Regions from separate parts of the Homo sapiens genome. Here regions 1 and 3 are each linked to region 2. The links are chromatin loops, found by intact Hi-C in ENCODE. Cell type or tissue: PC-3. All regions are shown on one strand. Links, peaks and the distances in the headings refer to the core of each region. The heading gives the core; the rest is flanking DNA. Region 1 has its middle 130 kb from the start of SLC12A2. Region 2 overlaps FBN2 (fibrillin 2). Region 3 has its middle 150 kb from the start of SLC12A2.

What was found. Peaks named below come from ENCODE experiments on the same cell type or tissue, not always from the same donor. Only the 100,000 strongest peaks of a DNase experiment are listed, where the experiment ranks them.
Region 1: it touches region 2 in a loop (3-fold over the local background); 5 of 110 quality-filtered maps call a loop at or near these places.
Region 3: it touches region 2 in a loop (6-fold over the local background); 5 of 110 quality-filtered maps call a loop at or near these places.

What each region holds. Positions count from the first base shown.
Region 1 is chr5:128,208,296-128,218,892 of GRCh38, reverse strand. No RefSeq gene overlaps it. Among named protein-coding and RNA genes, the nearest start is that of SLC12A2, 130 kb to the right of the region's middle. In PC-3, for the core only: a CTCF peak has its summit at 5,450 (motif pointing left); DNase peaks (open chromatin) are centred at 1,542 and 5,422.
Region 2 is chr5:128,345,543-128,355,979 of GRCh38, reverse strand. It overlaps FBN2 (fibrillin 2), which reads left to right. Exons shown (of 65, transcript NM_001999.4): 21 at 4,975-5,112; 22 at 5,975-6,025; 23 at 6,508-6,633; 24 at 10,396-10,437. Among named protein-coding and RNA genes, the nearest start is that of FBN2, 190 kb to the left of the region's middle. RefSeq lists an enhancer at 9,742-10,437. In PC-3, for the core only: no CTCF peak of the experiment used is centred there; a DNase peak (open chromatin) is centred at 6,539; H3K27ac peaks cover 850 bases.
Region 3 is chr5:128,223,789-128,234,385 of GRCh38, reverse strand. No RefSeq gene overlaps it. Among named protein-coding and RNA genes, the nearest start is that of SLC12A2, 150 kb to the right of the region's middle. In PC-3, for the core only: no CTCF peak of the experiment used is centred there; DNase peaks (open chromatin) are centred at 5,655 and 6,225; H3K4me3 peaks cover 463 bases; H3K27ac peaks cover 2,081 bases.

The sequences.
Region 1 (10,597 bases), core at 1,121-9,120, 140 kb after region 2:
ATGAACGGTTCAAAGAACACATGAGAAGATAGACATTTATAGGTAATTTAGTAAGGGAACATTAGGAACAAATTGTTCATTCAATACAAGACGAGTTATGGGCCTACAGGTCCACACACTGAGACCTTTGGCATTACCTTTTCCATTGGACACACTTTTTGTGTCTCTCCCAGACAAAAATCTACAAGTTAACCAGTTAATGGAAAGTCAAAGTTGCAAACTCAGTACTACACTGAAAGAGAACATCCTGTAATGTCTTCTATTTCAAAGTTTCAGATAATTTTTCTGATGAGGAGGAGAAAAACCAGTTTGAAAGAAGCCAATGGTGCTTTCTATGGTTAAAATTTCTGTTAAAAGTGCACTCAGGTATGCAAAAAAAATTGTTTTCTGTAACTCAGTTTTTATCTTGAAGCACCATTCTGTGAGATGTAAAGAATTTCACCGTGTCACTTCCAGATACAGTCAGCCACTTTTATGACTTTTGTTAAGTTTTAGGTTTAAATTTGGTCAAATACAAGATTGTGCACATATAGACACAAGATCACCCCCGCAAACTCAGCACCAACACCCTAGCATGGAGATGGAGGAGAGCTGGAGCATACACCCCAGGCTGTGGCATGCTAGAGGAGAGTGGTCCACTTCTTACCTCCAGCTGTCTTGGCTGATTCCCGGCAACAGCTACAACCCTCCTACCATTACCCTTGGCTGCCACCATCCAGTTAATACTTCACATGGCCTTACATGTCCTGGGACTCTGGCCTCCAGTTACCAGGTCCATGCAGGTTATTCTGGGTCCTTCCTCCCTGCCAGCCATGGCCACAGGAGTTGCAGGCTCCTTCTGCTACCTTCTACACCTTAATCAAAGGGCTACCAAAAATTGCAGGTGTTTTCTCATGGCACTTTGGTAGTTGGGGCTGAGCCTCCTGGAGTCCCTTGAACTTCCCTTTGCCTATTTGCCTCATGAAGTACGCACTGGATAGAATGTCCTCTCAAGGCTGCACTCTGGAAATCAGTCACAAGGTCACTTTGCTCTGGGACCACCAAACCCATTGGAGATATTATTATTCCTTCCCAATCTCTAGCCCAGGAGATGTAAGGATAGGCTTGCAGTTCAGAGTACCCCTCCCTTTCAGTCACTACTGTATGCACACTCAACTCTAACTCTCTCACTTTCTTTCTCTCCTTAACAACTTATCCTCCCTAAATCCCCAGCCTGAGAGAATCTTTACCTAATGAGGGTGGTGGATAGGTTGGGTCCTAGTTGGGGCTGGTTGCCTCAATCTCCTAAAATACCTCGACCCAAGGCTTTGAGATTAAAAGTCAGACTTTGCTGTCCTTGTTTCCCAAATCCCTCTTGACACCCCTCCCTATCCTAAGGGACAGTGCCAGGCTGTGGCCTCAGCCCAACTGGCAAGGATACAGCAGTGGAGGGAGCGGGGGAACCCCAGTGAATAGTTTGCATGTCTTCCTGCTGCATTAGTTTTATATGACACACACTCTAGGTGTGACCTGCAATATTCCAGTTTCCAGGAAGATCTGACTGGCCCACAGTCTAATTGCATCTGGCCCTGAATCATCTTCCAGCCACGGGTTTGTGGGCACGAGCTCATCTGAGCGCATTAAAGCTGGCTCAGGAGGCAACGGGCCCAGGCCACAAACCCTTGGCCTGAGTCAAGCTGCTTGGCTCCTACTGGGAGTCTCGGAAACCCAGGCCTTCCTACCCAGCAGGGGAGTGGGAATGGGGAGTGAGAGTGAGGGGAGGTTGATCTCCCATGCGCTGTCCACATCAGGGCAGAAACCCTGCCAGGATCAACAGCGTGGCTCCTGGCAGAGCCCCTGCCCGGTTCCCTCAACACTGTGGACACCAAGGGCCTGTGTTCTCTCCGAGCCGTGGGGTTTGAAAACGACCTCCTGAGGTCTGGCACACAACTGAGTTCTTAGAGGAAAGAGGACAGGGAGGTGACGCCTCACTCCAAGGGGTTATGAAAATGGAGCCGGCTGTTACTCCGTGGGAATGGTGCTACAAAAACATCAGCACACACTCAGTGTTCACTCGGTAAGAGGACTCTACAGCGTGTGACATGACATCTAATCATGGACATGTATTCTCTGAAAAGACCTGTAGACCATCGAATGCAAACCTTTCATTTCACAGAGCAGGAAACTGAAGCAGAGCCCTGTCGAGAGCCCGGCCACAGTGACGCTCCCCTGCTGCTCTGTCCCTTTCTTTGCGTGTGTTTGCCTTCTGCTGAGTTTTAAAAGGCATGTGGGTGAGGTTTGTCTTATTTAGAAAATCAGTCAACCACTGACCTTCAGGACTTACTAGTCTGAAGTCTGGACCAGCCCGGATTGCTGTGTGTGGCCAAACTCAGACAAGGAGCTGGGCCTAGGAATTGGGTCAGGCACGTGTCGGGGCGGGGGGGCTGGTTGCCCTGGTCAAAGTAAATTTGAATTGCTCAGTACCACAACTGAGAGCCTTCCTCTGGACCAGGGTGCTAGGCGGAGCCTGACAAAACTGTGTGTCCCAATAGTGGGTTTCATGGTTTCAATCCAACCAGTCTCCTTGGAAAGGTTTGCACCTGAGCCAAACTTAGAAGTCGAGGGGGAACATGGCGGAGCAAAGACGCTGAGACCTAAGAGTGAAGGGGCAATGGACTCCTGATTATGAGTGGAAACAAGACCAGAGGTGTCTTGGGTCCAGCCAAGTGGTTGAGACACAGAGCCTCACTCTGTGGTTCCCAGGCAGCTCCTGACTTTCTTTCCTCTATACGTAACTGAGGGAACCTCCCTGTAACCCCCTCCACAGAATGCCTCTGTCCCTCACCACAATCATAGCAGCATGATTTTCATGCTTCCAATAACCAAAATGTTAACTCTTGTGACTCTGGGGTTTTGTTTTATTTTAATAACAATCTTTCTAAAAAATACACATACCTTTCCAACTTCTAAAATGCTGAGCCCACAGTTCAGGGGTGATGCTCTCCAGGCCACTTGGTTCATCCCTGGTCTCCTTGGTCTGAGCCATGCCCTACCATTACCTTCTCCCACCCCTCCGCCTCTGCTGAGAGATGTTCTCTTAACTCCTCTCCTTGCCTGCCTTCCTTGTTTTTCCATCTACCACCTCTTGTGACCTCCTTTTCTATAGAGAAAGCTGAACTTCTATACTTCTGATCAAGAGAAAGAAAGTCTCTCAAGAAAACAAGGAGATCCCCAGCCAGGCCCTGTGTGTTGTATACTTTGCCCTGGCCGTCCCCTGCTGTCTCCTTTTCCATAGAGTGGAAAGTCTGCAGGCTCAAGGGAACATAACCACCTGGAGCCCTCACCCCACTCCCCATCTCAAACATGATCCCCACAGTTTCTCACTCCAGTGACCCCACAGCCAGCTTCCTCCCTAGGCCCTTCCTCCAGCAGGCAAATCACAGTGTTAGTATGTACATCCCAAGGGCCAAGGGGTAGGAGGCAGGGGGCACTCATTTGTGAGGGGCATGGACAGAGCCTGGACATATGGCCTGGGTGTCTGCACACATGCATGTAAGACCTCTTGGGCAGCTGGGAGGCAGTTCTTCCTGCGTGTTCATGCTGTGGGGTAGAACCTTGAGGGTTCTGGGGACCCACATTCTTCCCAGGCCATCAGGAAGGCATATTTTTCAACTTAGGAGGATAGAACATATTTCATTCAACAGTTTTTAGCTTGACTTCTTACTTTAAAATGATAAATTATTATACAGGGCCTCCATTTATAACTCTTGTTCCAGACCTTGAAAAGCTGAGGGATAGGCCTGGGCTCATGTGTCAGATTTGGGATTTTATTCACCTAAGTTTGTCCTGTGTTTTCTCGTAAAGACTCACAATCCTGAAATGAATTAAAGGAGATGTGGAGCAGTTTGGTTGGCCTGGACTTAAGATTAAAAGGCACATGCAAACTTTACCTGGGAAAAATTTGCAGCCTCTCCAGTTTATATCTAAGTTCTCAAAGAAAAGATGTTTGTAGACTTTTTCTGTGTCTCCAATTCATCAAACCTAAGTTGTCAAAGTCAAGATATTTCAAAAACAACTTTTAAAGGACTTTTTTATCCTTTGATTGTTGAGCTTATCTGAAGTATAACTTCACAAGTATATACTCAGGGAATTATTTCTGTCCTATTGATAATTTAGAAGGATTTGATTGGCTCTACTGAGTAGTCCTTGATAGGGCACATACATTCTGTACTGCAGAGACTGGGTAAGTTTCCTTGTACTGGTTCTGGATATGAGTTTATCCACCGTCACCCATGACCTCCCAGTGGAAGGGAATCCTGATAGTTTCTAATGCCATACGTTGTTATGGACATAAAATAAATAACAATTTGCCAATAAAAAAAATTATTGCCTAGTGTCACTATGGGAAAACTATTTCTGTGACATTAACTTAAGGGTAGAATAGCTAAGAAAAACTTTTATTGATTTATGAGATGAAAGTTTATGAAAACTAGTTTTTATGCCTGAAAGCTCTTTTGAATTTGCAATAATGTTACTAACAGGTAAGCAGACCTTTGGAATCCATATGCCATATTTTAAAATCACACACATGCACACACTTGATCTGATTATTTGGGGTAAGATAAAGGAAGCTCTAAAAAGAAAAAGGTATTTCCTCTGACCCTAGAAGGCTTCCTTCTTCCCCATTTCTTAAATTTATATATCTCGTGTAGATTTTGAAGGTTCATTCTGAAAACTAAACTTGTCTTTATCTTGACTGGCTTTAGAAAAGCGAAAAATTTTATATTTCGAGGAGCCAAGCAGGCTCGAAATTGATTTCTGGCCAACCCACTGACTAACTGGAACCTCAGGAAAAGAATTTAAACTTCCTGAAAGTCAGTGACGTCATCTGTAAAATGGGGGTATTGATACCTGTCTCACAGGTTTCTCTAAGAATTAAGTAGTAGCAGCCATACAAAGTACTTGGCACAGTGCCTGGCTCACAGTGACACTTGATCATGTATCTATAATATTATTGCCATTGCTTTTTCATGATTAGTTCCTGAGACTTGCTGTTGTTAAAGTGTATTAACTTTGCAATTTCTCTACCATTTCTTTCAAACAAATACTTGGATAAAAACTGATAATTTTTCAAACATATCTTTGAAATCTTTCAAACAAATACTTGGATAAAAACTGCAATTTGTCTACCATTTCTTTCAAACAAATACTTGGATAAAAACTGATAATTTGATAGATTCTTGTCAGTGCCTGCCTGCCTCCTCAGATGAGTATATTGGTGGGCCAGAGCAAATGGCCTTGGATTAGCATCCGCTCCTTCCCCACACCTACTCAGGCCAAACAGCCTCAACACTACATTGCTAACACAACAGAATCAACATTTCAGCCCCGAATTTTCAATGTTTGCCACAGTTCACCCGCTTCCAACAGCAGTTTCCTCAAAAACAAGGGCAACATCGCCATCTACTGTTGCCACACAATCACTGAAGAGAAAATTGCTTGCTCTTAACAAAGTAAAGAAACTGGGAACATTTTTGTTTGATACCTTATAAAATCATTCCATTTCTACTTCAGCTACCAGAAGAAGCCCTATTTTTACAGAGGTTCACTGTTTGAACACCTCTTGGTGGGACCTGAAAGTGGCTTGAGAGTGAGCATGGGCCCTGGCTGCATTTAGTCAAATTTCTTCTCCCAAATTTTGTATCATGTGTATCTTCGAACTTTCACCCTCAACTTATTTATACTTAAAAATGACTGATGGGTGGCAATTTGTGTGTGGTTTGGCATCTCCACTGTGCAAATTGGATGGGCAGTGGGTTCAGAGAAGTGGGGGAATAGTGAGAAATAGTGAGGCCAATCTTTCCGGTTACTGCTCTAAGGGGTTATCCTGGCTTATCACATTCACATAAGAGCCTGTGAGAGTGAAGTCCACTCCCTAGATCAGTGCCCTTGTGCCTCACCACCAAGTCTTAAACCTGTCCCCACCCCACAGACAGCTGACAGCAGTGTCATCTAAATGTAATTTTTGCCCTCTGCCTCAACTGTGATTTATTACTGCGTGCTAACAAATGGCCATCCAAAGCTTTTAACTGTAAAGTGGTTTTGGAAGCAGTTTGTATGAAGGAAACTTTGCAAAAGCAAGCCCTAAGTACTGAACCATGTTGGAGAAGAGGTGCCCTTTTGTACATCACTTTTGTGCACATTCTTGTCTGGCTTTTTATTTTTCCATCACCTCACTCGGCACAGGAAAGCATCTTTCATCTTGGTGTGGCTGTCTTCCACACTGCAGTATTAGTTCAGTCTCTGGTGGACTATTCTGGCCTCTGGGTGTGTGCCTCAGATGCTAAGCAAAACTGTAAGACTGCTGTGTAATAAGTTGGGAGGTGACAGTTCATTTTGCACAGACAATAATATAAAGTGCCTTTACGTCATACCAGAATTAGCTGCACACTCCCTCACAAAGAACAAGGCCCCCTTTTCATGTCCCAGGCAGGAAGCAAAGTGACTTAGAACAAGTGGGATTTTTTTACATCTTTGAAAGTGTTTGTCTCCACCACAGGACCGGATGCCAGACCTTAGATTCCAGCTCCTTTCGGGGTCATTTCCCTCTTGGAATCAGGATCAAGGTGGGCAGAGCCTACGGTCAGGCCACAGTACACTCTTGGGAGAGGCAGCTTGGATTACTTTAGCACAAGGGACTTTCCAAAACCAAAGTTATTAGGAAAAGCAGAATGGAGAATATTTGGAAAAAATGCTGTTAACACCTGATCCACACGTTCTTTCCTTCCCCTGTGCTGCTCATAATCACTTACAGACGCTGAGGTGTGTAGGAACGGACAGGCAACCTCAGCCTGCAGAGACCCCAAGACATGACAACATGGAAGCCTCACCTCGGATACCGTTTCTGGTTTGATTCTAATTATACATTTAAATTTCAGGGGAAACTTTAACAAGAAAAAACATAACCCCACTAGTGTTTTCTTTTTTGCATGCTTCGTTGTAGTATTTTGCTCTTTCTTTCAATTACACAGACCTGTTAAAATTTGTTACTATGATTTTAGACTTGTCTGTTTCTCCTGGTAGGTCTGTCAACTTTCCTTTATATATTGTGAGACTGTATAATAAATGCATGTAAATTTTTTATCTATTTTCTTTTTTATGGGAGGTTTTTTTATTTTCCAGCTTTATTTAGGTGTAACTGACAAAATTGTATTACTGTTAGGTGTACAGTGTGATGATTTAATATGTGTATATATTGCAAGATAATTATTGCAATCAAGTTAGCTAGCTATCTCTTCACCTAGTTATTTTTTTTGTATAACATTTAAGAGCTACTCTTTTAGCAAAATTCAAGTGTACAACACAGTATTGTTATAGTCACTATGCTGTACATTAGATCCCCAGAACTTAAAACTGAAAGTTTGTACCCTTTAACCATTATTTCCCCATCTCCCCCACCCCCCAGCCCCTGGCAACCACTATTCTATGATCCATTTCTATGAGTTTAGCTTTTTTTAGATTCTGCATATAAGTGAAATCATACAGTATTTGCCTTTCTTTGTCTTACTTAATTCACTTAGCCTAACACCCTCAGGTTCATCCATGTTGTCGCAAATGGCAGGATTTGCTTCCTTTTTAAGGTGAAATAATATTTCATTGTATATACATATACAACACAATTTCTTTATCCATTCATTGTCAATGGACACTTAGGTCTTTTTCATATCTTGGCTATTAGCTGCAATGAACATGAGAGTGCAGATATCTCTTGGAAATACTGATTTCATTTCCTCTATCATACATGCTATTAAATGCATGCAAATCTTAAGTTATTTTATCTCTCCCTTAAACCTTTTATCATTCAAGAGCAACTTTATTTTTAAGTAATGCTTTATGCCTGAAAGTTTCTTTTGTCTGATATTAATATAGACCACACCAGTCTTCTTTTCTTTATACTTTTATCAGGTATACTCTTTCATCATTTTAATCTCAACTATTTATCATTAATATTATTTAGATGTATCTAAATATAATCATTTTATGTATTTTTATTATATATATAATTATATATATTTATATATAATTATATATTTTATATATTAAAATATATATAATTTTATAAATATATAAATTTATATAAATAAATCTATATAATAAAATAATATAAATATTATTTAGATGTATCTAAATTATGTTATTTAGATGTATAATATATAGATTTAATATATAAATAATATAAATATATTTATATTATTTAGATGTATCTAAATATTTATATTTAGATGTATTCATATTCATATTATCTAGATTTATCTCTTGTTAAACAACATATGGTTGGGTTTTTTTTTGTTTTTCTAAACAAGCATTCTTTTTTCTTTTAACTGGAGGATATGACCCATATGGCTTTAGTGTAATTACAATTTTGTATTTTGTTTGTTCCTTCCATATTTCCTTTTTGGAGATTGCTTGAGAATTTTTTACCTTTTTCCTTCTCTTAATTTGGAAGATATCCTTTTTTTCCTCCCCCTAGAGACAGGTTTCACTCTGTTGCCCAAGATGGAGTACAGTGGCTCAATCATAGCTCACTACAGCCTTGATCTCCTAGGCTCAAGAAATCCCCCTGCCTTAGCCTCCTCAGTAGCTAGAACTATAGGCACAAGCCACCATGCCTGGCTCAATTTTTTTTCTTTCTTTCCTTTTTTTTTTTTTAACTTTCTCGTAGAGATAGGGTCTTGTTATATTGCCCAGGCTGGCCTTGAATTCCTGGCCTCAAGTGATCCTCCCACCTCAGCCTCCTAAGTAGCTGGGATTACAGGCATGAGCCATCATGCCCAGTCAAATTTATATTTTAGTCATTGATTTAATTCTTACTTTCTAAAAAATCCACATAAGAAATTATTGCTAGTTAGGGTCAATACTTAGTAAGTTTTACCCATATATTAGCCATTTTCTTTTTTCTTTATTTATTGTTATATCTAAGCCATTCTTTCTGAATTTAATGTATTTCTATTCTCAAGAACAACCTTTAGGATTTTCTTTTTTGAGGATTGCTGGTGAAGAACTCAATTGTTTTTGAGCATGCCATGAACTTTAATCTCCTGTTCTATGTGCCCTTTGAGGTTCAGAAAAAATTCCAGGAGCAAAGATTATTGGATAAAAACACTTTTGTTTACAGGGCCACCATTTACATTGCGGAGTTGCGCTCCCTGAAATACTGTCAGTAGACATTCATTAGTATTGTCATATCACTTCCTAAGCTGTTGTAGAAATAAGTCAGATTCACTACAAACACATTAGTATATATTATCATGTTATGATGTTTCTTTAGTTGTAAGTGGCACCTCAAATTTGCTTTAATTTGTATGTTTTTGAATTTGTGTTTGTGAACATTTTTTTCCTGGATGCTTTCATTTGCTTTCTTGTATAAATACATTTGTAATTTTTTGAGGGATTTTATTGACTCAGCCTTTGGTAATCTCTCAAGAAACTGGCCACTATTACCTGGGATAGACATTTCCCAAAGGCCAAATAAACTTTTATAGAAACCGGGTCTCCCTATATTGCCCGGGCTGGTTTTGAACTCCTGGGCTCAAGCAATCCTCCCACCCTGGCCTCCCAAAATGCTGGGATTACAGGTGTAAGCCACTGCACCTGGTCCCAAATAAACTCTTAATCAGTACTCAGGGCTTCAGCTAGAAGAGGCAAGAAATAATTTTTTCCTCATCTTTAAAGCAAAACCAGGTAGACACATAAATGGAAAAGCAACCACAAAACTACCCTTCGTTGTCAGTATCGTTGTGGTAAACAGACCCATGAGCATAGCAAAGTTGATTACAGATTCATTTTAACACAATTCATTAAGAATCAGTGATGTGTAAGGAACTGTTCCAAGGCAATAGGGAGGAAAGGAGCTTATTCTCTTGGGTATGTGGCAGGAGGAAGGGGAAAAATTACCTGAAATAAGAACAGAGCTGTTTTCTAGCTCTTCATTCAGCTCCATGGGATACAAGAAAGGGAAAGGGGAAGAATAGAGCATAAGACCAACTCTTTGCTCTAACCAAGCTGGCTGCCTCTCCTGGCTGGAGAAGGAGAGAATTCCCTACTGGTGGCAGGTGGGGTCTAAGTTGTTCTGAGCCTTTGTTCTGGTCAAGTTGTACTGGAGAGCAGTAGGGCTGTCCTCCACAGAACTCTTGATGGGAGCAGACTAGGAAAGCACTTCAGCTTGGTGGGCCTTGCTGGAAGCTTTTTACCCACTCAGTTGGGTGTCACTGTGACATTGGACAGTGATAGTATGGAGTGTGTACTATATTTGTCAGCTTTTGGACTGAGCATGGGTATCTTTCTTACCTCAGCCTCCTGTTCTGAACTCCAGGCCTCTGCATGTAGTAGACAGTCTATCTCAATACTGCAGATCATTGTCTTCTGAATGCCAGCTTAACTTTCAACTTGGGTTTAATATTTTTATCTATGCCCTCTCTGCCATCATCTTAGGTTTATAGAGGTGAATATATGTGCACATGTTTCTAAATACAAAAACTTCTTTATAATCTTTTTTTGCAGTTTAAAAAATGTATTTTTATTGGTACATAGTAATTTTACATATTCATGGGGTAGATAT
Region 2 (10,437 bases), core at 2,438-10,437:
AAAGATAGTTTTTGCCTCATCATGTAGACTTCCATTATTTTGGCCTTTTGCCCTTATATTTATTAACTAAACAAGAACAAAGACTTTTTTACCCCCAAGTCTTTATGTCATTCTTCCAATTGCCAACAACTAACCACCACCATATTTTTCTCAGCCAGTGTATTGTGTGCTTTCATTTATTGTGATTAAATTTGAATATCCCAGTGTAGAGCAGCTCAAAATGAGATTTCCCTAATATTTTTAAAGTTTAGACATTATTTCATGTACTTTTTTATTAAAAAGAGAATCTAGTTGAAAAAGAAAATAACAAATAGTAAAATATACACAGGACAAGTCATGAATGTATAATAGGACTGTCAGTGGCTCTCATCAGTGGTTAGCCTGCAACTTTCTCTTCCACAGGTCCAGGTCATTACATTTTGAAATTTCATGATGTGATTACTAATTTAAAATTACATTAGATTATATATGAATTAGTTGGATACTATGAATATTTAAAGATTTAGAATCTATTTTTCAAGCTTTCTAAATATAAATTAATCTTCAACTATTCTGCAAACTGCTTAAAAAGACTATGGTGTTCTGGTTGAATATGGTTAAATGTAATAGAACAATGCATTTGATTAATATTTCCTGCATTATACTGCTGTGGTTTGATGGTTCTATATAATCCAGACCAGTTTCCCTCATCTTTGGCTTGGGTCTGCGCTCTGTCTTCAACTTGCATGGATATATGGCTGTGACCACTCTGCTGTCAAATCCAATGGTCTATTCTCATTCCTCACCTTAGATTATTAGCAGTATTTGTCACAGTTCATTAATCATTCTTTCTCAAGAAATTTTGCATTTTTGGCTTTCCAGGCACAACTATCTTCTTCTTCTTTCACTTTTATGGCACATTTTCTCTTTCCTTTACTGAGTCCTCCCTATCCTCCTAACCTTTAACCTGAAGTGTTCCACCAGTCCGTCTTTGGACCTCTGTTTCTCTTTCTACACTCATCCTCGAGAGCCTCTGTGTTGACTCTCACATTTGTCACTCTAGTTGATAATGAAATTCTAGGCCTCAACCTTGCCACCAATTCCAGATTTGTGTTTCCAACTGTCTGTACAGTGTCTCCACTTGGATGGCTCATCGATATCTCAAATTCCCATGTCTAAAACCAAATTCCTGTGTACTGGCTTGAACCTGAGTCTCCCAGGAACATTTCCATCTCAGCAAATGGCAAATTCATTCTTCTAGCTGCCACCCCTTAAAACCTTGGCAGCATCCTTGATGTCTTTTTCTCAAGCTGTATATGAAAGTCATCAGCAAACCTATTGATTGCACTTGAAGTTTATCCATATTTCAACCCCTTCTCACGATCACCACACCAACCCCCAATCCAAGTCACCATCATTTCTCTTCGTAATTACTACTGTAGCCTCTACCTTACCTTCTTTTCCTCATACTACACTCAGTTCTCCACATAGCCACTAGGCAGCCCTTTTAAAACATAAATCAGAGCATATCATTCTTTGTCCAGGAACTGTGTCTAGGAAATCCTAGGCTTCTCATTTCATTCAGTAAAAGCTCAAGTCCTAACCGAAGCCTGTGCTCCCCTCATGATCTTGCTCCTGCTGTGACCTTGTTTCCCTGTGCCTCCCACCCCCTCAGCCTGAGCCAGACTGGCCTACTTCCTGCTCCTGCGTCAGACACATGCCCACCTGAAGTCCACTGATCTATCTGGCAGGAATGTTTTTCTCTCGGGTTTGCAGGGTTCTCTTTATGTCTGTATTCAGGTGCCACATTGTAAGTCACGATTTCTCTGACCATCCTACATAAAATAACAGTCTTTCTCCTGTTTCTCCCCTCAAGCTAATTACCCTGCTTTATTTTTTGAGAGTTCTTAACTAATTCCTGACTATCTACATCTGTATCTCAGTTGTGTGTGTGTCTGGGGGCCGGGATGGGCATACACACACAACAGTGGGTCAGTGGGGAGACAGGGAGGGAGGATGGAGGAAAGGAATCGGAGAGAGAGAAGGATGAGCCTGTAGGGGGGTGCGGGGTGCTATCAATGGATTTGTAGCTTTTCAAGTGTTGATACAGCACCAGCCTAAAGAATCACAGTGCTACAGAGTGAGGGCTTTGGAGTCAGACTGCATGGGCTTGAATCTTGATGCTGACACTGTACTAGCTGGGTGACCTTGGGTAAATTGGTTGACCTCTGTGTGCCTAAATTTTCTCATCTGCAAATTGTACATAATTCACAGGGTTGTTTTAATGAGTAAATAAATTAATACATAGAAAGCCTTCCAGTTCCTGTCACTATCTTGATAAATCTTAGCAATAACTGTTGTTTATCTTACTTAAAATGATGACAAGGTGATAAATCAGAACTAGTCCAGGTCATTAAAAGATCATTTAAATACACAGTAGCTTTACACAAACATCTCTGTTTCCTCTGTGCTATGGAATTTACAGATGTAAATCTATAACAAGCCTGCAGTTTGAGACCTGACACAAATGCTTCTCTACAGTTTTATCCAAACTGAACATTCCAGCCAGAGTGAAAAAGCAAAGTGACTGTCCAGCTCTTTTTCACACCTTTGCCCTGTAACTTTTTATTCAGTACAGGAGAGAATTGTTTTGTTTCAACCTCTGTCTTGGTGTTTGGGTTGTTGGTAACTTCTTGTGTTTCCTAGGGAATCAGAAATTACTATTTCTGCCATCATAGGCCCATGGTTTAATTGTAATTCCCTTTCTGTGTTTGGGGGCAGGGGGGTATTTTTGTTGTTGAATTTAGAAGTAAAAACTTTTTTTTTTTTTTGGAAGACAGGGTCTCACTGTGTCACCCAGGCTAGAATACAGTGACACGATCTCACTGCAGCCTCTGCCTACGGGGCTCAGGCAATCCTCCCACCTCAGCTTCCTGAGTAGCTGGGACTACAGGCATGTGCCATCACTCCCAGCTAATTTTTGTGTTTTTTGTAGAGACGGGGTTTCACCATGTTGTCCAGGCTGGTCTTGAACTCCTGGGCTCCAGCGATCCGACTGCCTCAGCCTCCCAAAGTGCTGGGATTATAGTCATGAGCCACTGTGTCTGGCCAGAAGTAAATTTTATCTGTACATATTATTAAAATGAATTTTCAAATAAATACTATAGGAATACACTTATTCTTTGTTTTCTTCCAAGTCTTAATGCCACAATATGCTGTTGAGGTTTTGGTAAAGTGTTTTCCACATCACTCACATCAGAATCACCTGAGGAGTTTGTCAAAATTCAGATTCCTGGGCTGCATACCGGGAAACTTATGAATCGGCATTTTAACAAGTGTCTTGGTAATATTATGCACACTTAACTGAGAGCCACTGCTCTACAAGGAAAACATGACATATGATTTGTTTTAGCCAATTAGTATTTGCTATATCAGCTTTGACTGGATTCCTTATCACTGCTTCAAAATCAGTTAACAGTCATTTATTATTTGTTCATTTGAAAAACTTTTCATTATGCCACCAAAAATATACTAACCATTCGTTATTCCCTTTAATCCACATAAAATAAAAATTTTAAAGTGCATAATATTTCACTGGGTACTCTACCATTCAAAAGGAAGAACAAATTTGATGTGGAGTCAGTCTAAAACGTTAGGAATGGTTATCTCTAGAGGGTTACAGGTGATTTTTACATCTTCCTCATACTTCTCTATTTCTTCAAATTGTTTACCATAAGTATGATTTACTTTTTGAACTAGAGATAAATCTACACACACACATACACACATTTTTTAAGTGCCTGAAAGAAAATACATCAGATATTAGCCCTGGGAATGCATTAGTGAGGGTTTTATAAGTGATGTTTATTCCTTCTTCGTTTTATAGGGCTTTTTCTTTTAAATTATTCATCAAATAATTATCTTCAGCTGGAGAAATATTGGCCTTTGCATAACAGAACATACATTGTGTGTGATTTATTTAGTAGGGACTTAAGGTAGAAGGAAAAGGATTTTATACGATAAAATCTTAAATATCAAAGCATTTGTCATTAAGGATATATCTTATGAATACTTTTCACACAAGTGATGGTCTTATCATGTTGTTATAGTATGTTAAAAGAAAAAAAAAAAGAAGGGCGGGGCGCACTGGCTCATGCCTGTAATCCTAACACTTTGGGAGGCTGAAGTGGAAGGATTGCTTGAGGCCTGGAGTTCCAAACCAGACCAACCTGGGCAACATGGCAATGCACTGTGTTTCTGAGTACCAGCATAAAATCTTGGACAACTCCTCTTAGAATATCAATAGATATAATTATATTAATTACCATATTATGTGAGAGAGATACATAGTATAATATTTTATTTACATATATGTAATATACCATATTTGAATGCAGGTACATGAAAGTATTTTCAAAGTATATGCTATTAAAATTTTTTCTTTTTTTTTTTTGAGACGAAGTTTCACTCTTGTTGCCTAGGCTGGAGTGCAATGGCACAATCTTGGCTCACTGCAACCTCTGCCTCCTGCGTTCAAGCGATTCTCCTGCCTCAGCCTCCCGAGTAGCTGGGATTACAGACACCTGCCACCAAGCCTGGCTAATTTTTGTATATTTAGTAGAGACGGGGTTTCACCATGTTGACCAGGCTGGTCTTGAACTTCTGACCTCAGGTGATCCACCTGCCTCGGCCTCCCAAAGTGCTGGGATTACAGGCGTGAGCCACTGCACCCAGCCCCACTATTAAAACTTTTAAAGTATTCTTTTTTTTTTTTTTCCTCTGGTGGAGATGGGGTTTTGCTATTTTCCCAGGCTGGTATCGAACTCCTGGGCTCAAATGATCCTTCCTCCTCAGCCTCCCAAAGTGCTGGGATTACAGGCGTGAGCCAGTAATCTTTCTTTTTTAGAATACTGTAACAAATGCCTTTTGTGTACACAGCTGAATTCTATTTTCTTCAGAGGTAAGAGCTCCCCAACCTTTCCTGTTCCTTTTCAGACAGCCTGAAGGGGACCTGTTGGCTCAACATCCAGGACAGCCGCTGTGAGGTGAATATTAATGGAGCCACTCTGAAATCTGAATGCTGTGCCACCCTCGGAGCCGCCTGGGGGAGCCCCTGTGAGCGGTGTGAACTAGGTAGGAGCCTTATTGGGAGCTTCTGGGCTTCTCCTTGGAAACTTCTCCTGCCACTAGGACACCTCTTTCACTACGCAGTTCCTTAGTGAAGAAGGTCAGAGATCATTTACTTTTGCTAAAATGTTATCTTTCCTGGCTAATGTTTTTTACCTCTTAAAATGTGTATTTGTTTTATCCTGGTACATAAGCAGGCCTTCTAAATATTTTAACATGGAAGGGAATCAGCTAGAATCTATCTGCTAGATGACTGTATCCTCTGGTATCCTTGTTTGCGTGGTGGCTGTTTTCCTCAAATCTTTTGTTTACTTTTATTTTTTTGAGACGGAGTCTCGCTCTGTCACCAGGCTGGAGTGCAGTGGCGTGACCTCAGCTCATTGCAACCTCCACCTCCCGGGTTCAAGCGATTCTCCTGCCTCAGCTTCCCGAGTAGCTGGGACTAGAGGTGCCCGCCACCATGCCCAGCTAATTTTTGTATTTTTAGTAGAGACGGGGTTTCACCATGTTGGTCAGATGGGTCTCCAACTCCTGACTTCAAGTAATCCACCCTCCCAAAGTGCTGGGATTACAGGCGTGAGCCACCGCGCCTGACCTGTTTACTTTTAACTCAGTTGTCAATGTGACAGCAAAAAGAAATTGTAGGAAAAATTATGAGAATCTCAATACAGGTCAATACCAATGGAGTTACCACAGAAAGTCATGTGCCCTACTGAATGAAGAGGGGACAATGATGTCCTTGGACCCTAAGACCCTGCCTTGCATTTTTTATTTAGTTCCATTTAGATTTCATTATACTTCTTCTTGAGCATACCATGGTTGTATTTTATTCTATAATGAAGTAAAATTTGTCCTGTTGTTGTTACAGATACAGCTTGCCCAAGAGGGCTTGCCAGGATTAAAGGTGTTACGTGTGAAGGTGAGTGTATCCTTCCTTGGAAGATACTATACATCTTTTGAGCAGTAAGTAAAATTAACATTCACTCTCAAACTTTGGAGATATTTATCATTTTCAAAAACCTTGACATTTCAATAAAAATACTCGATGTAATCAACAAATGCTTTAGCATAATTCTCTTAGGAAAGAGCTTAGAGTTTCCCGTTTCTCCTCTTTATGGAGTTGTGTAAATTTCATGAAGACATCGCTAGCCTTTAAGGCCCAGAACAGCTGGGAAAGGCACATGTCTGGGCCATGTTTTATGGACAGGCAAGGCTGTGGTAATTTTCACAGCTGGTACCTAGGAAAGCGGGTGGCTCGGTTGTGGAATATTTCTGTTTAACTCAAGTAATAATCCACATTGTATTGAATGTGGATTGAAAATGCTATACAGGAAGTAGGACCACACCTGCTTTTTCTATTTGTAACATCTTTGCTCCTCTGCTTGCTGCATTTCCCTGCAGATGTTAATGAGTGTGAGGTGTTCCCTGGCGTTTGTCCAAATGGACGCTGTGTCAACAGTAAGGGATCTTTTCATTGCGAGTGCCCTGAAGGCCTTACGTTGGATGGGACTGGCCGTGTATGTTTGGGTAAGATTCACACCCTCATGTATTCTATGTATAAAACAAGCCATGAATTTCCTTGTTTAAGCAGTGGCTAGTCCAAAACCACAAGAGTTTGTACTTGAGAAAACTTGCTTTAAATGAGATATTTAGGGGGAAATCACTAGAGGCTGTTTTAAAAGTGAATGTATTTATGCGAAATTGTTTCTGTTTCATGCCAAAAGTTGGGACTGCTCAAAAATCTATCTCAAAATCTTCCATTTCTTTAACCAGATAATTTAGACAGGTTCAGTCTTTCACACTGAGTTAATAGAGTAAGAATATGTTGAACACAGCAGGAAAGTTGGAGACTAGGATTTTAAAAGTTTACATTTGTCAGCTCATTGCAGCTACACCCTGAAGACAGTGGGGAAAGTCAAGAGCAAAGATATGTTGCTTCTGCTTGAAATCATTCACTGATCCTGGTCCTTCCTTTATTGCTATTAGAGTTTAAGTTTTCTTAATAGTTTATTTTTTAAAGATCTGTAGTGATGAATCTCTTTCTTTCAACAGCATATTATAGGAATAGTGATTTGACCTTTTTCTTTATTAGTGTCATGTTTGAACTTGAATTTCATGATTGAAAAAGAAATTTCTATTAATTTTCATTGTATGTAACAATAATTTTTCATTTACCTACAGAGATTTTTTTTCCCCCAATAAGCTATGGAACAGTAAATTTTTAGTTTATAAAAGAACTTTACATAGATTTGTATTTGAAATTTAGACATGTAGACAAAGCATAAATAATAGTGGTGGTGTATGCAATCACCTTTAAAGTATTTACATATCAGTGATTTTTAAAATTTACTGTAAGAAAAAAGTTTGCAATACCATACAGTTATTATAATTAAAACAGATTTCATTTTTAACTCAGTTTTTGATAGCACATTTAAATCTGGATTGGAAGCATGACTGTAAAATCATACAAAATTATTTAGAAAACATAATATCCAAAGTACAAAAATAAAGAAAATGTCTTTCAGATTTTTAAATATTTTAAAAATTATCTTTAAGTGATCTACAATGTTTAGAAATAAGTATCATTTGAAAATGACAAAATATTCCCCCAAAACTATCGAAATTTTAAAAAAAGAAAATGTCAAAAATAATAATATCAGTATGGCCAAATGACTAATGAAATCAAGTTACCTTCTATAATGAAATGCTATAATATATGAAGATATATCATTGATTGTAAATTATTACTCAGCAAAATAAATTTTCAATAACATTATTCAAAATTATGGCTGGGAGTGGTGGCTTACGCCTGTAATCCCAGCACTTTGGGAGGCTGAGACAGGTGGATCACCTGAGGTCAGGAGTTCAAGACCAGCCTGGGCAACATGGGGAACCCCCCCCTCCCCGTCTCTACTAAAAATATAAAAATTAGCTGGGCATGGTGATGCATGCCTGTAATCCCAGCTACTCGAGGGACTGAAGCAGGAGAATCGCTTGAACCTGGGAAGTGGAGATTGCAGTGAGCCGAGGTCGCACCACTATACCCTAGCCTTGGCAACAGAGTGAGGCTCTGTCTCAAAAAAAAAAAAGCATTTTTTAATATTCTAAGATGATATATTGGATTCTTCATCCTTGTACTTTGCTTAAATGCTTTTGTCACCACTTGAATTATGCTATATTAATTAATTCTGTCTGGGGATGTGAGAAAGTTTCAAGAAGCAACTGGCACATGAAAATGTAAAGTATTCTGAGAACTAAAGTTTTGGTAAATGCTCTGATAGAACCTCATCTGAATCAGGGATCCCAAACTCAGATGCTTGCAGGAGCCAAGCATGTAACATATAAATGAGTGACGCGACAACAGGGAGCAGTGGGGACTGCAGCAAACTTCAGAGAACATGGACCATCCAAAGGTTTCCAAATTCATATTTTAATTTCCATGCAAGGACAATCGCAGCATTGATAGGCCTTATGTGGCCAGTGTACTGACGTTTAATTCCTGATATAAATATAGAGTTCTCAGTAGTGTGCTGACTTTTAATTGCCGATATAAACATCCATAGAGGTCTCAGTATTAAAGACAGGATTGCTCTTCCTGGCTGTTATAACTTTTTACATGCATAGTTCAGATGCCTTTCCCCTCTCACCCTAGTTTATTCCAATAAGCTATGAAATGGTACATTTTTAGTTTGTCTTGAGCTTCTTGAGCAGGTTTCTTCAGTAACCTCACAGTATGACTCAGGCCAGAGTTCTTAGGCCACCTGTACTTATATAAGACTTTCACATCTTGAGAAGATTCTTACTTAGCTGCTGACATATGGGACGGAACCAGCTATAAGGAGACTAGCCCCTCAGAGCCCTGTGATAATGAGACGCTGGATTACTATCACACTTCACACTGGCAAAGCATGTGGCTTTTTGGTTTGTGTTAATGTAGATATATAAGACAGAATCACCTTCTGTAGATATCTACATTCAGTCTGCTGAATCAAAATAAACATTTACCACAGTTATTTTTTCCTTAAAAATAGGACTTTTTCTCAGGTAGCTGGGATTACAGGTACCCAGCACCATGCCCAGCTAATTTTTGTATTTTTAGTAGAGATGGGTTTTCGCCATGTTGGCCAGGCTGGTCTCGAACTCCTGACCTCAGGTGATCCAGCTGCCTCAGTCTCCCAAAGTGCTGAAATTATAAGCATGAGCCACCACGCCACACCTGGTCTGGGCAACAGAGTGAGACTCCATCTCAAAAGAAAGAAAGAAAGAAAAAAAATAGAACTTTTTAATTCCAGTACTCAGAAATGTAACTCATTACCTTTTAGAACTTGAAAGAATCAATATTGACAGTAACTAAAGTAGTAAACATTAATTTTTATGTGTACATTTCCATCAGGGATCTCATTCCCTCCGTTAGACAGTTTTCAGCTTCTGGAAAGGATTTAATGTCTTAAAATGTTCTTATCAAAGAAATCATGCTATTTGATTAAGGAACCGTTTCCAAACTCATTATCCATATTTGTAATTAAACAGCCAAGTGCTTTAGTATGATTTGAAAATAAATCTATTTGCTAACAGATGAACATGTTATTTATAGACCATTCTGGTCTACTCTATTTTTAGATGTAGGCGACTGTTTATAGATATTCTAAGGTCCTGGCTAGCACAGGCTAAGCACTGAAATGTTGGTCTGTTTTGAAGTTGGAGGGAAAATGTGACATTTAAACAAATAATTGGTCCCTTAAAACGGAAAATTCACATAATCCAGGGAAAAACCATGATGCAAAAGGTAAAGTTGGCAGGAGAAAAAAAAAAACTTTAAATGTAATAATATTATAACACTTTCTTTTGTAGTGATCTTAATAGTTGTAACAAATTGGCAAATAGATTATAGCCGATCATTTACTGTTTATGAATGGGATCTGACAGGGCTGCTTAAAAGGCACTTGAAGCAATTCTCTGAACAGGAAGAATTATCATTAAAATTATCTTACCTTTTCTAAAGTGAACAATACAAAAAAGGAGTAATAGACATGAAGCAGTCATCTCATGAGAGGACCTTTTCTTCCTGAGGGTTTCTTGTGAGAATTAAGACTGAAGAGGATCTCACCTTTGTTCTCCTTAAATGACTGTCATTATGGAGTCCATTCCAGGAGGTCAGGGACTGCATCTTGCCCACCAGTACACCGCAAGGGTCCTGCATGATGCCTGGTGCTGAGCAGACGCTTGACATGTGACTGTTCAATGGATGTTTCAACTCATTCTCACCCTGTGATTTCGTTCTCGGTGTAGATATTCGCATGGAGCAGTGTTACTTGAAGTGGGATGAAGATG
Region 3 (10,597 bases), core at 1,276-9,275, 120 kb after region 2:
AGTCCAACTTAAAGAAATTAAAAACGTGATACCAGATATGAAAGGAAAATTTTTCAGTGAAATAGATAGCATAAATAAAAAACAATCACAACTTCTGGAAATCAAGGTCACACTTAGAGAAATGCAAAATGCACTGGAATGTTTCAGCAATAGAATCAAACAAGCAGAAGAAAGAACTTCTCGAAAACAAGGCTTTTGAATTAACCTAATTCATCAAAGACAAAGAAAAATGAATTTTAAAACATGATCAAAGCCTCCAAGAAGTTTGAGACTATGTTAAACATCCAAATCTAACAATAATTGGTTTTCCCAAGGAAGAAGAAAAATCTAAAAGTGTGGAAAACATATTTGAGGGAATAATCGAGGAAATCTGCCCCAGCCTTGGTAGAGATCTAGACATCCAAATGTAAGAAGCTCAAAGAACACCCGGGAAATTCATCGCAAAAAGATCGTCATCACCTAGGCATATAGCCATCAGGTTATCTAAAGTCAAGATGAAGGAAAGAATCTTAAGAGTTATGAGACAAAACATCAGGTAACCTATAAAGGAAAACCTATCAGATTAACAGCAGATTTGTCAGCAGAAACCCTACAAACTAGAAGGGATTGGGGCCCTATCTTCAGCCTCCTTAAACAAAAGAATTATCAGCCAAGAATTTTGTATCCAGTGAAACTGAGCTTCATAAATGAAGGAAAGATACAATCTTTTCCAGACAAACAAATGCTAAGAGAATTTGCCACTACCAAGGCAGAACTACAAAAACTGCTAAAAGGAGCTCTAAAGCTTAAAACAAATCCTTGAAATACACCAAACTAGAACTTCCTTAAGGTATAAATCTCACAGAACCTATATAACAATAACACAATGAAAATAACAACAACAACAAGGTATTCAGGCAACAGATAGTACGATGAATAGGAGAGTACCTCACATCGTAATACTAATATTGAATGTAAATGGCCTAAATGTTCCACTTAAAATGTACAGAATGGCAGAATGGATAAGAATTCACCAACCAAGTTTCTGCTATTTTCAGGAGGTTCACCTAACACAAAAGGACTCACATAAACTTAAGGTAAAGTGGTGGAAAAAGATATTCCATGCAAATGGACACCAAAAGCAAGAAGGAGTAGCTATTCTTATATAAGACAAAGCAAACTGTAAAGCAATAGCAGTTAAAAAAGACAAAAAGGGACATTATATAATAATAAAAAAACTAGTCCAACAGGAAAATATCACAGTTCTAAATATACAAGCATCCAATGCTACAGTTCCCAAACTTACAAAACAATTACTACTAGATCTAAGAAATGAGATAGACAGTAACACAATAATAGTGGGACACTTTAATACTCCACTGACAGCACTAGACAGGTCATCAAGACAGAAAGTCAATAAAGAAACAGTGGGCTTAAACTATACCCTACGACAAATGGACCTAACAGATATTTACAGAACATTCTGCCCAACAACTGCAGAATACACAGTCTATTCATCAGCACATGGAACATTCTTCAAGATAGACCATGTGATAGGCCACAAAACAAGTCTCAGTAAATTTAAGAAAATCGAAATTATGTCAAGTATTCTCTCAGACCACAGTGGAATAAAATTGAAAATCAACTCCAAAAGGAACCCTCAAAACCATGCAAATACATGGAAATTAATAACCTGCTCCTGAATAATCTTTGGGCCAACAATGAAATCAAGACGGAAATTTAAAAAATTCTTACAACTGAGCAATAATAGTGACACAATCTACAAAAACCTCTGGGATACAGCAGAAGCGGTGCTAAGAGGTAAGCTTACAGCATTAAATGCCTGCATCAAAAAGCCTGAAAAAGCACAAAAAGATAATCTAAGGTCACATCTCACAGAACTGGAGAAACAAGAACAATCCAAACCCAAACCCAGCAGAAGAAAATAAATAATGAAGATCAGAGCAGAACTAAATGAAATTGAAACAAATAAACAAACAAGACATTCCAAAAAATAAATGAAACGAAAATCTGGTTCTTTAAAAAGATAAATAAAATTGATAGCTCATTAGTGAGATCAACCAAGAAAAAAAGAGAGAAGATACAAATAAGCTCAATTAGAAATGAAACAGGTGATATTACTACTGATACCAGAGAAACACAAAAGATTATTCAGGGCTACTATGAATACATTTACATGCATAAACTAGGAAACCTAGAGGAGATGGATAAATTCCTGGAAATATACGATCCTCCTAGATTAAACCAGGAAGACATAGAATCTCTGAACAGACCAATAACACTAATACCAAAATCAGGGGAGGATATAACAACAACAAAAAAGAAAACGACAGACCAATATCCATGATGAACATAGATGCAAAAATCCTCAACAAAATACTAGCAAACAGAATCCAACAGCATATCAAAAAGATAATCCACCACGATCAAGTAGGTTACATACCAGGGATGCAGGGATGGTTTAAGACACGTAAGTCAATAAATGGGATACACCACATAAATAGAATGAAAAACAAAAATCACACGATCATCTCAACAGATGCAGAAAAACCATTTGACAAATCCAGCATCCCTTTATGATTAAAACCCTGAGCAAAATCAGCACAGAAGGGACATACCTTAATGTAATAAAAGCCATCTATGACAAATCCACAACCAACATTATACTGAGAGGGGAAAAGTTGAAAACATTCCCCCTGAGAACTGGAACAAGACAAGTATGCCCACTTTTACCACTTCTGTTCAACATAGTACTGGAAGTCCTAGCCAGAGAAATCAGACAACAGAAAGAAATCAGTAGCATCCATATCGATAAAGAAGAAGTCAAACTGTCACTGTTTGCTGATAATATGATCATATAACTAGAAAAGCCTGAAGACTCATCCAAAAAGCTCCTAGAACTGGTAAATGAATTCAGCAAAGTTTCAGGGTACAAAATGAGTGTACACAAATCAATAGCTCTGCTATACAACAAAAGCAACCAAGCTGAATCAAATAAAGAACACAACCTCTTTCACAACAGCTGCAACAAATATATAAAATAAAATACTTAGGAATATACCTAACCAAGGAGGTAAAAGACCTCTACAAGGAAAACTATAAAACACTGCTGAAATAAATCATAGAGGACACAAACAAATGGAAACACATCCCATGCTCATGGATGGATAGAATCAATATTGTGAAAATGACCATACTGCCAAAAGCAATCTACAAATTCAATGCTATTCCCATCAAAATACCACCATCATTCTTTACAGAACTAGAAAAACAATCCTACAATTTATATGGAACTTAAAAAGAGCCCACATTGCCAAAGTGAAACTAAGCAAAAAGAACAAATCTGGAGGCATCACATTACCTGACTTCAAACTATACTATAAGGCCATAGTCACCCAAACAGTATGGTACTGGTATAAAAATTGGCACATAGACCAAAGGAACAGAACAGAAGACCCAGAAATAAAGCCAAATACTTACAGCCAACTGACCTTCAAAAAAGCAAACAAAAATATAAAGTGGGGAAAAGACACCCTATTCAACAAAAGATGCTGGGATAATTGGCAAGCCACATGTAGAAGAATGAAACTGGATCCTCATCTCTCACCTTATAAAAAAATCAACAAAGATGGATCAAAGATTTAAATCTAAGAACTGAAACCATAAAGATTTTAGAAGATAACACCAGAAAAACTCTTCTAGACATTGGTTAGGCAAAGAATTCATGACCAAGAACCCAAAAGCAAATGCAACAAAAACAAAGATAAATAGTTGGGACTTAATTAAACTAAAAAGCATCTGCACAGCGAAAGAAATAATAGGTAGAGTTAACAGACAACCCACAGAATGGGAGAAAATCTTCACAATCTATACATCTGACAAAGGACTAATATCCAGAATCTACAAAGAACCAAAACAAATCAGCAAGAAAAAACAAACAATCCCATCAAAAAGTGGACTAAGGACATGAATAGACAATTCTCAAAAAGAGATATATAAATGGCTAACAAGCATATGGAAAAATGCTCAACCTCACTAGTGATCAGGGAAATGCAAATCAAAAACACAGTATGATACCACCTCACTGCTGCAAGAATGGCCATAATCAAAAAAATAATAGTAATAGATGTTGGCATGGATGCAGTGAAAAGAGAATACTTTTAGACTGTTGGTGGGAATGTAAACTAGTACAGCCACTGTGGAAAACAGTGTGGAGATTCCTTAAAGAACCAAAAGTAGATCTGCCATTTAATCCAGCAATCCCATTACTAGGTATTTACCCAGAGGAAAAGACATCGTTATACGAAAAAGATACTAGCACACATGTTTATAGCAGCACAATTTGCAATTGCAAAAATATGGAAACACCTCAAATGCTCATCAATCAATGAGTGGGTAAAGAAAATGTGCATATATATACTATGGAATACTAGTCAGCCATAAAAAGGAACAAAATAATGGCATTCATAGCAACCTGGATGGAATTGGAGTCTATTATTCTAAGTGAAGTAACTCAGAAATGGAAAACCAAACATCGTATGTTATCACATGTGAGAGCTAAGCTATGAAGGCACAAAGGCATAAGAATGATACATTGGACTTTGGGGACATGAAGGAAAGTGTGAGGGGTAACGAGGGATAAAAGATTACACATTGGGTACAGTGTATACTGCTCGGGTGATGGTGCACCAAAATCTCAGAAATCACCACTAAAGAACTTATTCGTGGCCAGGCACAGTGGCTCATACCTGTAATCCCAGCACTTTGGGAGGCTGAGGTGGGCAGATCACGAGGTCAGGAGTTCAAGACCAGCCTGGCCAACATAGCGAAACCCCGTCTCTACTAAAAAATACAAAAATTAACCAGGCATGGTGGCACATGCCTGTAGTCCCAGCTACTCAGGAGGCTGAGGCAGAAGAATTGCTTTAAACTGGAGGCAGAGGTTGCAGTGAGCTGAGATTGTGCCACTACACTCCAGCCTGGGTGACAGAGCGAGACTCCATCTCAAAAAAAAAAAAAAAAGAACTTATTCATGTAATCAAACACCACCTGTTCCGCAAAAACCTATTGAAATGAAAAAATAAAAAATAAAAATAAAAAAAAGGAGTAGAGGGGTCCTTTCCTGAGATCAACTTTAAAAGCCACGATGTCTCAATATTGATTTAGACATTGCGGCTAAATCAATATTGAAAACTATAATAATGTGTTCCCCGGGGACTATAGAAAGTATTTACTGTGGGGTTCCAGCAGAACTGTGGGACAATATGAAGTTTAAATAGTTAGCGTTCCCAAATATTTCTTGCATTATCTGACAGATCCCATAAGCTGGCCCTGCCTGGGAGGAGCTTGTATCCTCATCTGCATATCACATCCTTTGTGGTATGTGGGATTCTACCCTCAGTGCAAACCAGGGAGACCACCATGCAAGATTTGGAACACCCATTTTTGGTAGCCTTATCACCCTTCAGCTTTTACCAGGCTGTGTTTCTAAGTGGGCCCATTGGAAGCCAGGGTAGTTCGAGGAATTCTAGGGATGATTATTTGTTCCTGGGAAAGTTTAATTTGTTGAATAAGTAGGATTGGAACAATGCCACTTACAACAGATGCTTTAGCAAAGAGGGACAGTAAAACAAATGATTGCTCAAATGCACGGTGTCTGCAGAGAATCTGGATAAGAATTACTGGTGTTTAATGACCTAATACCGGCAAGGTCAGCCAATAGCACAGTTTGGAAAGAATCAAATGCCAATTCCTCAGTGCAAGTGAAGCATAATTAAGACTCAGCACAGTGAGGTCCTGCATGTGTTAATTTTCCCAGGGCTGGCATTAATATGTCTAATAAATGTTCATAGCAGATTTTTTAAATTATACTTTTAAAGAGAATAGGTAATTTGTGTTAACTAATAAGCTAATTTCCCGTCTTTCCCCATGTTTATGGAGGTAAATAAGACCCTAAAAATGGTGCCAAATGAGGCCTGTTACTGCAATGAATTTGGCAGGGCCAGAGTAGGTCAGATGGACAAGAATGCTTCAGAAAGACACAGGCCTACTCAGAGCAGGGATTGGCACTGCTGCCCACCCTCAAAACCACGGACCACATAGGCCCAGGGTGGGGTTAGCCTGGGCCCCACCTACCAACAACCAAGGAGTCATAAGTGTATTAGGAGTCATTGATGTCTTCCAGAGGAAGTGAATCATTCCCCACGCTAGCCAACAACTTGTAAGTCAGTGGGTCAGCCTCCTTAAAAGAGCCAAAAAAGTAGGTGTAGCTGTGTTTGTCCATCACCACAGCCAGGCAGGGGGTATGTGTGTATTATGAAGTCCTAGAATCTACAAAGTGTGTCATCGCTAAGGATTAGTATAGATCAGCTCCAAAATATGTAGGTGGGCATGCTGTGTGCCCACTTCTCACACACGTGCAGCACACACACAGACAGTTGAATGGTCCTTGTGCTAAAACAGCTTGGTGAAGAAGAAATTATAGTGAATTTCTGATTGCTCACCATGAATTCCTCTTTTAGTTCTCCTACTTCTTTGGGTGTGTGACTCCGGCAAACCATTTGTTGTTGTTTTGTTTTGTTTGCCTCATATGTACAATAAAAGTATTGTCTCCAGATTATCCCTATGGTCCCCTTGTAACTTAAGCTTAGTTTATGAGTCTATTTCTTGTTCTAAGTATTTTTTGTCTTATGGCTCAAAACTTACAACTATTTGGAGTTTTTCCTCACTTAAATAGATCTCATACTATAATATTCAGAGTGAATATGGGTGAAGGGATAAAGAAATGCATATAGGCTATAATTCTTCAAGGGGCTACAGTTCGGAGGTGGAAATCTTCGGAGAAGAATAGGCATGATCCCAGCCAAGGAGTCTATTCCTATCAGAGCTACCTAGAATATTTCACTCCCACCTCATGGCAATAGGTCATGCTGCCTACCTCCCTGAGCATACAGCTAAGCATGCCTGTTCCTTTTAGCATAATTCCCTTCCCAGAAAAGCAGTATCTTCCCTACTTCCTGAAAGACTAAGACATCCAGCACCAACACCCTCTAGAAAGTTTCTCCCTTCCCTATCCCATCTCCATTCTTCTAATCTACCTGTTTATCCTGAGCTGCCACTACCTATAGGCCAAAGTAGGACACTAGAATGTCTCTCTGTTCCCTTAGCTTTCTTCAGGGGACATTTAATAATGAAGAACCACACTATATCCAACTGGCTACGGAAGAGAGGGAAGCAAGGTATTTATTTTTTCTTCTCATAGTTGAACACTCAGCTCTTTCTTTTTGACCCCTCCTGCCACATACTCTTGATTACATGCATCTGTACCATTGCTTTCTTTCAGTTTACAAGTCAACAGGGGCCGGAATGCAGTGGCTCACACCTGTAATCCCAGCATTTTGGGAGGCCAAGGTGGGTAGATCGCTTGAGCTCTGAAGTTCGAGACCGCCCTGGGCAACATGGCAAAACCCTGTCTCTACAAAAAATACAAAAATTAGCCGGGCATGGTGGCGAGTGCCTATAGTCCCAGCTACTCAGGAGGCTGAGGTGGGCGGATCGCTTGAACTTGGGAGGTGGAGGTTACAGTGAGCAGAGATCAGGCCACTGTACTCCAGCTGGGCGACAGAGCAAGAACCATGTCTAATAAATACATAAATAAATAGATAAAGTCAACAGGCTTCTCTACCTGGATTTCCAGACTCATTCCATCTACCCAATTTACAATGTTATGCACTGAGCTCTTTAAAGTTGTTGGGAATCTCAGTAGTTTGGGAAATCTATCAAAGTAACTTTCTTAGTCTCTTGTCTGTTACGTAGAATACCTGAAACTGGGTAATTTATAAAGAAAAAGAATTTATTTTATTTCTTACAGTTATGGAGGTTGAGAAGTTCAAGGTCAAGGGGCCACATCTGGTGAGAGCCTTCGTGCTGGTGGGAGACTCCCTGTGGCATCCCAAAGAAGCACAGGGCATTACGTGGTGAGGGAGCCAAGTGTGCTCACTCAGGCCTCTATTCCTCTTTTTGTAAAGTCACTAGTCCCGTCTCATGATTTCCCATTAATCCATTAACCCATTAATCCATGAATGGTTTAACCCCTTTAAGAAGGCAGAGCCCTCATGACCCAATCACCTCTTAAAGGTTCCACCTCTCAATACTGCCACATTGGGGATTCAATTTCAACATGAGTTTTGGAGGGGACAGATATTTAAACTACAGCAGCAACTATGGGCATGGAACGAGAAAGAAGGTCAGACGAACAGTGCATGGTAACTAATCCCCAAGCCTGTGGCTGCCTCTGTGAATGGCTCCCTTTACTCACCTTGCTAGGGAGCTCCAGGGCTTCTAAGAGGCTCAAATGTGTCAGTGACATACTATCTGAGAGCCAATGGAGATGCCAAATTGAATAAAAACTTGTGGATTGTTATAATAACTAAAAGGAAAATATTACAATGCTGCCAGTCAGCCTCTCATGGAGATGGGAACCATGAACCCAAAGGTATTCTGTGGTTGGACCTTGACCTCTACCAACATGAAGGCTGGCGGCTGATACTGTTACTTGACTCTGTGGAATTTCCCTTTCTCAGAAATCAAGATGGCAAGAACTTGATTTGGAGTCCAGTGTAGAGCACGCAACTTCCTATGTAGGCTGAAACTGTTAAACAAATCTGCACATTGCCAATGACTTGGCAATTGTTTTCTTTATTCCCTTTCCTCCTTGGGCAGATTCTGAGACATCTCTATTGCTGCAACAAAGCATCTTTTTTTAATGGAAGTACAATTAAAAGATGCATTCAGGTGAAATGCAGTATTGGAACTTTATAATGCTAACATTGTTTTTGTTCTCTGTTTCATAAAATGAGACTTCAAAGCCACATTATGTCATATTGTGGGTGAAAAGGGGCTGTGTTCAAAAGGGGAATTGCATTATTAACATTACCATGGTTAGCCCAAGTGCCAAGAGTAACAAACCAGCCTAACCCTCTGGCAATTCATTGTCATTTAATATATATTTAGAGCCCACCCTCTGTGAAGGAATGAAGAGAACACACACATGGCCCCTTCTTCACTGGACTTTATGGCCCAAAAAGGCAAGGCCCACATCTGGCATGTCTCTTCCATGAGAATATAAAAATGCCACACAGGCATGGACCAATCATTTTAAGATCCTATCAGCCTTAATGTTTGATAGGTGTAAACTCTCTCTGTCTCTTTCTACTCCACATTGAAACACTTTATGAAGAATCAAAAAGAAATATCAGTATTCTTTTTTTTGTTTCTCTGGCATTTAATTTACTTCCCCTCCTCAAAAGCCAATTTCATGACGGGCACTCTGCTAGGCAGGAATTCAGAGCTGAGAGATTTATGAAAGGAGTTCTCAAAATATCCAGACTAGAAGGGGAGATGGTGGCATAGGGCAGAGGTAAGGCAAATAAAGCTACAGTGTGGTGTTCTAAGCCAGATCCTGAAGGGAACGGCTATGGAATTTGGATGCTGCAGAAAAGAGGATGTTGTGTATGGAGTTGGGGGCAGGGTGGACTTTGGCAGTGAACTTGGTAAGCCAAGGAAGAAAATGGTCGCGTTTGTCATTCAGGTCAAGCTTGATGGATGGGTGGAGGACAGCTCAGAAGGGCTAAGACAAGAGGCAAGGAGACCAGGGATTAAAGCTGTTGGAATGGCCCAGGCAGAAAAGGGAAAGATTGAACTCTCAGGGGACAGGAATCTAAGTCTTTTGAAGAGCTACCCAGGCAGATCTTCAGCCTCCTTCCATTCTCTTTTCTCAAATTGGCCAGGCTGAGCACTTGCCTGCAATGGCTGCACTGCATCTTCTTTCACAATCACCCATTCCTTCATGACAGAAAGGCCTCCCTCTCACCCACCCAGAGCCTCACTATGGTGTAATGTCTCAGTGTGAAAACACTCTGGGGGAGAAGAGAAGATGCCAACAATAGGACAATCAAAGATATAGATATCAATCTCATTAAGAGAGATTTTTTCCAAAAACGTTTACTTTTGTGAACTTTAATGCAAATGTATTTTATATAAATTAATGTGTATTAATTACCCACATTTATAATATATTTATGCTGTTTTGGTTCAATTTTTACTACTATTAATGTCAAAAATACTCTTACCAGTATTTTAAAATTACATGTAGATTTACGATCATGTAAAAAAATTTTTCTCCCAGCACTTTGGGATGCCAGTGTGGAAAGATCACCTGAGATCAGCAGTTTGAGACCAGCCTGGCCAACACGGTGAAATCCCATCTCTACTAAAAATACAAAAAATTAGCCGGGCATCATGGTGGGCACCTGTAATCCCAGCAACTCAGGAGGCTGAGGCAGCAGAATTGCTTGAACCTGGGAGGTGGAGGTTGCAGTGAGCCAAGATTGCACCACTGTACTCCAGCCTGGGCAACAAGAGAAAACTCTGTCTCAAAAAAAAAACTTTTTTTCAACATTTCAAATTTCAATTTATATATACTTTGTGAAAGAGAAGTATAATGGGGTGACCAATAAGAGACTTTCAAGTTTAAAAATATATTACATTAGGATAAAATTCTTGGAGGGGGTAAAATGGAAATGTGAATTTAAAGAGA